Linked DNA regions of Homo sapiens: region 1 is linked to region 2. A link is an interaction called in ENCODE POLR2A ChIA-PET data of the cell type or tissue named here. Cell type or tissue: Panc1. All regions are shown on one strand. Links, peaks and the distances in the headings refer to the core of each region. The heading gives the core; the rest is flanking DNA.

Region 1 (2,500 bases), core at 1-2,500, 100 kb after region 2:
TGATTCTGGGTGAACTGGGGACAGCCATGTCGCCCTGGGAGACAGAGCAAGGGTAGCCTGGGCTGGCCAGATGCCTTCAGGGATGAAGAAGCGTATGGGGAGGGGGAGCTGAAGGATCAACTCTCCTGAGGGTGCATCTCCTCAGGGCCCAGGAAGGGCAAGGTGGCTGAGGAGGGGTGCTTCAGGCTTCCTGCGAGCAACCCTGGCCTCTCCCTCCCTACCTGCAGCAGGCATGGAGTATGGAGCCCGACAAAGTGGAGTGTTTTGTTTTTTCCTTTTCCGGCTTTGCTCCATTTCCCAGCCATGCACTGCCCCATTTCCTAGCCATGCACTGCCCCAGCTGGGACCTGTGTCTCTGGCCTCTGGTGGCCCTTGGAGTTGACTGTCCTGCTGCTCCTTGAGGCCATTCTCAGAGAGAGGAAGTGGCCTCATTTTAATCCGCTTCCCACAGCCTTGTCCTTTCCAGACCCATGGGAGAGGGAGGGGCTGAGGGTGTGGCTGAGCCCACCCAAGTCACGCGTCACTCTGCAGGTCCCTCTCCCCCAAGGCCGTGGCCTTGGGAGCCCGTGGATCCCAGTGAGTGACGCCTCCACCCCCCGCCCTACTCGGGCAGTTTAACCCTTGTTGTTCACTTGCAGACATCGTGAACACGGCCCGGCCCGACGAGAAGGCCATAATGACCTATGTGTCCAGCTTCTACCATGCCTTTTCAGGAGCGCAGAAGGTACCGAGCAGGGCCAGGCAGGCCCTCCTCGCCGCCACCGCGCAATGCCGCCGCTGCCTCTCGCCTCCCGTGCTCACCTCATTTCTCTTGCAGACGGCAGTGGCCTCTCTCCAACTGGAAGCCACCCCCAGCTCCCTGGCGTTGCTGCCCCCTCAGCCTTAGCTCACACACCTATTGGGTACCTCATCTGTGCCAGGCTTTTCCAGGCATTGAGGATGCCCTGGTGACTGAGTCAGACAAGGTCCCTGTTCTCAGGGCACTTCCATGCTAGTGGGAGAAACATACAGCAGGCCTGTCACAGGAGTGGAATAGAGAAAATGGGGCCAGATGGGGGACAGAGATGGCTGGGGTGACCTTCAGCTGGTGCTGTCAATGTGGAGGGGTGAAGTGAGCAGGTACTTGCAGCAGGAGCTGCTAGATGCAGGCTGGGGCACAGGTGTTCCAGGCAGAGGGTGAAGCACTACGAAGGCCCTGAGACAGGAAGAAGCTTGGCGTATTCAGGGACCAGCTAGAGAGGAGTGAGTGACACGCAGTGATGGGTCAGGCCCAACAAGACCCTTGTGGTGTGGGATAAGAAATTCATGTTCCACTCTGAGGGCCATGGGAGCCCCTTAGGGTCTTACTCCGTGGTGGGAGCTGCTCACTCACATTTTCAGACAGATCATTTAGCAACTGACTCCTCCAACCCAAAACAAAGCTGCCTTTATAGGGCCCACAGCTAGTCTGTCTCCAGCCCAGGCCGGTTAGAAAAGGAATGCACCCTATTCGGACTCCACAAAACCCCGCAAGGCATGTCCACGCAGGCCTGGGGCTGGCTTCCAGTCCAGAGCAAGTGCTCTTCCTCCTGCATGAGCCTCAGGCCGGCCCGGCCGCCCTCCCTGCGTCTTTCACTCTCTCCTGCCTCTCTCTCTCTTTCTCTCTCTCTCTGTGCAGATATTGTGGGCACTCTGAGGCCAGATGAGAAGGCCATCATGACTTACGTGTCCTGCTTCTACCACGCTTTCTCGGGGGCTCAGAAGGTGAGCTGGGCCAGGCACACCTCGCTGCTGGGGCTGCAGACCTGCCTTCACCACCGCCCTTGCATCACCGCTGGCCATCTGTGGTTGGAGCCCTGGCCAGGCCGTGGGCCGCCACACCACACAGACTGACCCTGCCGGCCTCTGACTCGGAAGGTCCCCTGGGGCAGGTTTCCCGCCTGGCCGGTGCTGGGCCTGTGCTGAGGAGTCACAGACCTCTGTTTGAACACAGCCCACCCTGGGAGGTGGGTGGTGGCATCCTAGGCTCTCAGGCGGGGAAACTGAAGCCCTGCATTACAGTCAATGGCAGAGCTGGGATTTGACTGCCCGGCGTTCCCACTCGCCCTGTCCATCATCTGCACCAGGGCTGCCTGCCTGCCCCTGCCAAGCCCTTCGTGGGGAGCACTGGGCTTTACCCGTTTTGCAGCTCCTTCCTGCCAGGAAAGGCTCAGCATGTGCAGCCCAACCTGCACTCACGGTCCCAGCCCTCCAGAGGCCAGGCAGAGCCCACAGAGCTTGCGTGGCAGTGGCCGCCCTCCTGGGCCCAGCTGACCTCATGCTGCCTCACAGCTCCTGCCGGGCCCTCAGCGTTCACGCAGAGGCCCAAGCACTGCTCCCCCCGCTTGCCTTGTGGTCTCTGAAGTATCTCAGGCAGCATTCCCGATGCCTGCTTTGAAGTGTCAGCAGTTGGCACAGGTTCAGAGGAGGAGGCAGAATCGATTCTTGTTTACTGAACATGTACTACACGCTAGGCACCCTC
Region 2 (6,385 bases), core at 3,886-6,385:
AGGAAGGGGCAGTGGTTACGACTTTGGAGCGAGAGTGCCAAGGTTCAAATCCTGCCTCTTACCTTGGTGCAATTTCCCATAATCTATCCCTGTAATACACTTTTTCATACATTGAGTTTTCTTTTCAGTTTGTTTTTGTTTTTTTTTGTTGTTGTTATATATTTCTTTTTTTAGTTTTTCCTCCACTATCCTAAATCATCAGCATTTGTTTTTTTTAAGACAGAGTCTCACTCGGTTGCCCAGGCTGGAATGCAATGACATGATCTCAGCTCACTACAACCTCTGCTTCCCAAGTTCAACTGATTCTCATGCCTAAGCCTTCTGAGTAGCTGGGACCAAAGGCGTGTGCCACCACACCCAGCTAATTTTTGTATTTTTAGTAGAGATGGAGTTTTGCCATGTTGCCCAGGCTGGTCTTGAACTCTTGGCCTCATGTGATTCACCTGCCTCAGCCTCCCAAAGTGCTGAGATTACAGGCGTGAGGCACCACTCCCAGCTGTCAGTTTTGTTTTTGGAGATGGAGTCTCACTCTGTTGCCCAGGCTGGAGTGCAGTGATGCAATCTCAGCTCACTGCAACCTCCACCTCCTGGGCTCAAGCAATTCTTCTGCCTCAGCCTCCTGAATAGCTGGGATTACTGGCACACAACACCACGCCTGGCTAATTTTTGTATTTTAGTAGAGACAGGGTTTCGCCATGTTGGCCAGGCTGGTCTCGAACTCCTGACCTCAGGTGATGCGTCTGCCTTGGTCTCCCAAAGTGCTGGGATTACAGGCATGAGCCACTGTGCCTGGCCAGCATATATATATATACACATATACATATATATATAGACACACACACACACACACACATATATATACACACACACATACATATATACACACATATACATATATACACACATATACATATATACATATATACACGTGTACATATATACGCATATACATATATACACATATACATATATATACACACATATACATATATACATATATATACACATGTACATATATACGCATATACATATATATACACATATACATATATATACACACCTATACATATATACATATATACACATGTACATATATACGCATATACATATATACACACATATACATGTATACATATATACACACATATACATGTATACATATATACACATGTACATATATACGCATATACATATATACACATATACATATATACACACATACATATATACATATATACACATGTACATATATACGCATATACATATATACACATATACATATATACACATGTACATATATACTTATATACACATGTACATATATACACACATGTACACATATACGCATATACATATATACACATACATATATACACACATATACACATGCACATATATACGCATATACATATATACATATACATATATACACACATATACATGTATACATATATACACATGTACATATATACGCATATACATATACACATATACATATATACACATGTACATATATACACATGTACATATATACACATGTACATATATACGCATATACATATATACACACATATACATGTATACATATATACACATGTACATATATACGCATATACATATATACACATACATATATACACATATACATATACACATATATATACACATGTACATATATACGCATATACATATATACACATACATATACACACACACATACATGTATACATATATACACATGTACATATATACGCATATACATATATACACATATACATATATACACACATATACATATATACACATGTACATATATATGCATATACATATATATACACGTATACATATATACACACATATACATGTATATGTGTGTGTATATATGTATATGTATATATGTATGATTAATTATGCTATGCATTTCATCTTTGAATCATTTCCAGTGCTGGAGGTATAAATTATACATACTTTTAGCCGGTAGCCAACCAGGCACGGCTGTAATCCCACCAGTTTGGGAGGCCGAGGTGGGAGGATCACTTAAGCCCAGGAGTTCAGGACCAGCTTGGGCAACATAGTGAGACCCTGCCTCTATAAAACATTTTTTTAAAAATTAGCCAAGCTGGGCCGGGCGCGGTGGCTCACGCCTGTAATGCCAGCACTTTGGGAGGCCGAGGCTGGCAGATAACTTGAGGTCAGGAGTTTGAGACCAGCCTGGCCAACATGGCAAAACTCCGTCTCTACTAAAAATACAAAAATTAGCTGGGCGTGGTGGTGGGCGCCTGTAGTCATGGCTACTTAGGAGGCTGAGGCAGGAGGATCACTTAGACTGGGGAGGCAGAGGTTGCAGTGAGCCAAGATAGCACCACTGCACTCCAGCCTGGGCGACAGAGTGAGACTCCATCTCAGAAAAAAAAAAAAAAAATTAGCCAAGCGCTACTAGGGAGGGTGAGGTGCATGGATTGCTTGAGTCTCCGAGGTCAAGGCTGCAGTGAGCCATGATCGCGCCACTGCACTCCAGCAGCCTGGGCGACAGAGCGAGATACTATCTCAAAAAAAAAAAAAAAAAAAAAAAAAGACTTTAGAGAGTTCTAATTCATTTTATGCATTTGTTGGCAAATTTGATGCCACAAAGGTGCATTATCACAACACTGACTACGTGTGTAGGCATTATGCATGTACGTAAAAACACTGAAACTTCCTGAATAAAGAGATGTTCTTTTTGTACATCTCCATTTATGAGAGGTAAAATTTCTTGAGATCTTGGCTCTTTGGGCAACTGCATATGTGGTAGTGACTCATGGAGGTTTTGATGGATCTTGTCAAAAGACTCTAACTTCTGGACTCAAGCAATCCTCCCACCTCAGCTTCCCAAGTAGCTGGGACCATAGGTGTGTGCCACCACGCCCAGCTAATTTTTTAAATTTTTAGTAGCTGGGCGCGGTGGCTCATGACTGTAATCCCAGCACTTTGGGAGGCCGAGGCGGGCAGATCACAAGGTCAGGAGATCGAGACCATCCTGGCTAACACGGTGAAACCCCGTCTCTACTAAAAATACAAAAAATTAGCCGGGCCTGGTGGCGGGCACCTGTAGTCCCAGCTACTCGGGAGGCTGAGGCAGGAGAATGGTGTGAACCTGGGAGGCGGAGCTTGCAGTGAGCCGAGATCGCGCCACTGCACTCCAGCCTGGGTGACACAGTGAGACTCTGTCTCAAAAAAAAAAAAGCATGCCAGACGCGGTGGCTCATGCCTGTAATCCCAGCACTTTGGGAGGCCGAGGCAGGTGGATCACCTGAGGTCAGGAGTTCAAGACGAGCCTAACCAACATGGTGAAACCCCACCTCTACTAAAAATACAAAATTAGCCGGGCATGGTGCTGCATTGCCTGTAATCTCAGCTACTCCGGAGGCTGAGGCAGGAGAATCACTTGAACTAGGGAGGCGGAGGTTGTAGTGAGCTAAGATCGCGCCACTGTACTCTAGCCTGGGCAACAAGCAAAACTCCGTCTTTAAAAAAAAAAAAAAAAAAGCAGAAACAACAATCCTGCCTCAGCCTGCCTCCTCAAAGGTATTTATATGACCTTGGGTAAGCCACTTACCCTCTCTGTGCTTCAATTTCCCCATTTGTGAAATGGGGGATAACATCTCTGTGATATCTTCTTCACTCTGTGAAGCTTTATGCCATGTAATGATAGGAGATAAGTGTAGGGCACAGAGAAGCGCTCAACAAATGTCACCTGTTGTTACTGTCAGTCCTGCCACCCCCTCCCCACCCCACCAGGCATCCCCAGCCCCGTCCAGAGGTGTAAGTCCTCAGCAGAGCTGAACCTCACCTTTCTCTTCATCTTTTCCTTCTTGGGGGGCAGAAGTGGGGGCTTGTCAAGCTCCCGGGAGGGTGGGTTCCAGAGTGAGGGTTCTGAGAGGGGTTAGGAGAAAATCAGCCCCCAAGAACCCCCAACCCTCCCGCCCTCCACCCTAGCCTGTCCCATTACCTGAATGGGCGGTGAGGTGGGGGCTGCTGGTGGATGGGGGAGGCCCAGGACGGGGGCTGTTTGGTGGGGGCCCACTGGCACACCGGACCAGCACCCCCGGGCTCAGCTGCCCATCATCCCCCATGCTCCCAGGACCCTCGTCTGATGGAGAACGGAACTTGGGCTTTGGAGACGGGAATGGAGCGTGGGGAAATACATCAGATGATCTCAGAGAGGGCACCCTTTTGCAACTCAAGTCCCTGCCTCCACCAGAACTAACAGCTGTGGCTCTGACCCACCCCCCCGACAACATCTTGTGCCCCCTCCAGCCTTCCCCTGACATCCCCAGCCTGGACATCAACACACTTCAGAAACTAATGGGTTAATGCTGGATATATAGCAGGGGCTTCCTAGGACCAGCTACTGACCAGTGTCTAAGAGGCTAAATATTTTGAATCCGACCCTGAGGTTGAGGGATGCCACTTCCAGATCCCAATGTAGCCATCATCCTGGTCTCCCCAATTCCCTGCCCTGGAGAGCCCAGTATCCCAGCATCTAAGGACCTGGCCTCCTGGCCCCCAGTGGCCCTGAGGCCCCAGCCTCCCAGCTCTGGCCCAGGGCCTTACCTTGGGGGGAAGTGGAGGAGGTGTGTCCTCTGCAGGGGTGGGGCTGAAACACAAAGATGGGTTAAATAGCTGGGGGGCTGGGGAACAAGGACTCGGGGAAGATGGCATGGTTCTGGGCTGGAGGCCCGGGACTGGGGTCTGAGGTGAGGAGGATTAAGGGATGACTGGTTCTGCCTGGAGCAGAGGATTAAAGGATTAATAGCCAGGCTGGACATAGTGGCTCATGCCTGTAATCGCAGTGCTTTGGGAGGCCAGGGCAGGATGGCTTGAGCCCAGGAATTCGAGACTAGCCTGGGCAGCATAGCAAGACCTTGTCTCCAGAAAAAAATTAAAAATTAGCCAGGCGTGGCAGGTGCGCCTGTGACCGCAGCTACTCAGGAGGCTGAGGTGGGAGGATTGCTTGAGCCTGGGAGGTTGAGGCTGCAGTAAGCCATCATTGCACTCCTGCACTTAGCCTTGGTGCCAAAACAAATCATGAGTTTGAGACCAGCCTGGACAACATGGCAAGACCCCATCCTACAAAAAAATGATTAGCCTGTTTCCAAAAAAAAGACTAATAACAGTAACAGCAACTCTTGGAGGTGGAGTGCTGACAGTGCACCACGGCTTTGCACCTTTACACCACCTAGTAACACAGGTGACATCAGCGCCGTGGCCCTGCTCTCCCTGTGCTGGCGCCACACACAGGCTGTCGCACGTGATGGGTGAAGTGAGTGCGCGCACCTGGATGGAGCCTGACTCGGCCTGTGGGCTGGGGAGTATGGGGGCCTGGGCTGACTGTTGGGTCTGGATCTGGGGCTCAGTATCTGGTCTTTGGGAGATTTCCAGGTGCCAAGGTTCAGCCTGAGGGCGGGCAAAAAGATAGGAAAAGCTGAGGGCTGGGGCTGAAGGCTGGAGGGTGGGTCTGGGGTGAGAGTGACATTCGGGAGGAGTTTGAGACTGGGATGTGGCTGAGGGTGCAGGGTCATGGAGGATAGGTGGGGTCAAGTCAGAGATTGGAGCAGCAGCACATTCTAGAAGGAACTGGGGTCAGCTCTGGGGTGGAGAGCAGGTGGGGGGCTGACGCTGAGGGTCAAGTCAAAAGATTGTATAAGAAGATGGAAGGAGGCCAAGTGCAGTGGCTCACACCTGTAATCGCAGCACTTTGGGAGGCTGAGATGGGCGGATCATGAGGTCAGGAGTTTGAAACCAGCCTGGCCAACATGGTGAAACCCCATCTCTACTAAAAATACAAAAAATTAGCTGGGCATGGTGGCAGGTGCCTGTAATCCCAGCTACTCAGGAGGCTGAGACAGGAGAATCGCTTGAACCCGGGGAGCCGAGGTTGTAGTGAGCTGAGACTACGTCACTGCACTCCAGCCTGGGCCACAGAGTGAGACTCCATCTCAAAAAAAAAAAAAAAAAAAAAGAAGAAGGTGGAAGGAAAGAAGGAAAGTGGGAGCTGGAGCTGGGATCAGGTTGGGGGTCAGGGGTTGGAGGTGAAGGGTTAAGGGAGGTGGGGTTAGGGAACAGGGCCTAGGTAGCTGGGCAGAGGGGCTGCATTGAGGGTCTAATCAGGGCTCAGGGCTCGGGGCTAGAAGAAAGGCAGGGGTGCAGCGGGGTCAGGAGTGGAGGAAAGGCCACATCAGGGGATTGTAGGAAGGTGGGGGCTGAGGTGGGGCCTGTGGAGCTGCAGGCAGGGCCTCACTTACATGTCCACGTCGTCATAGTCATCGTCAGACGACTCTGACAGTTGCTTCCTGAAGGGTGACAGGTATGAGCCTTGGGGGCCTTGTCCACATTCCAGCCCCCT

What was found. ChIA-PET counts read pairs that join two places held together with the same protein. Peaks named below come from ENCODE experiments on the same cell type or tissue, not always from the same donor. Only the 100,000 strongest peaks of a DNase experiment are listed, where the experiment ranks them.
Region 1: POLR2A ChIA-PET joins it to region 2 with 5 read pairs; 3 of 35 experiments call an interaction of 5 or more read pairs at or near these places.

What each region holds. Positions count from the first base shown.
Region 1 is chr19:38,709,619-38,712,118 of GRCh38, forward strand. It overlaps ACTN4 (actinin alpha 4), which reads left to right. Exons shown (of 21, transcript NM_004924.6): 8 at 639-724. All of the region lies in intron 1 of LOC107985291 (a long non-coding RNA gene), which reads right to left. Among named protein-coding and RNA genes, the nearest start is that of CAPN12, 34 kb to the right of the region's middle. In Panc1, for the core only: no CTCF peak of the experiment used is centred there; no DNase peak of the experiment used is centred there; H3K27ac peaks cover 2,371 bases.
Region 2 is chr19:38,601,580-38,607,964 of GRCh38, forward strand. It overlaps MAP4K1 (mitogen-activated protein kinase kinase kinase kinase 1), which reads right to left. Exons shown (of 31, transcript NM_001042600.3): 16 at 6,285-6,332; 17 at 4,594-4,636; 18 at 3,989-4,151; 19 at 3,830-3,912. MAP4K1-AS1 (MAP4K1 antisense RNA 1) reads left to right here. Exons shown (of 3, transcript NR_134907.1): 3 at 1-115. Among named protein-coding and RNA genes, the nearest start is that of MAP4K1-AS1, 8.4 kb to the left of the region's middle. RefSeq lists an enhancer at 5,891-6,385. In Panc1, for the core only: no CTCF peak of the experiment used is centred there; no DNase peak of the experiment used is centred there.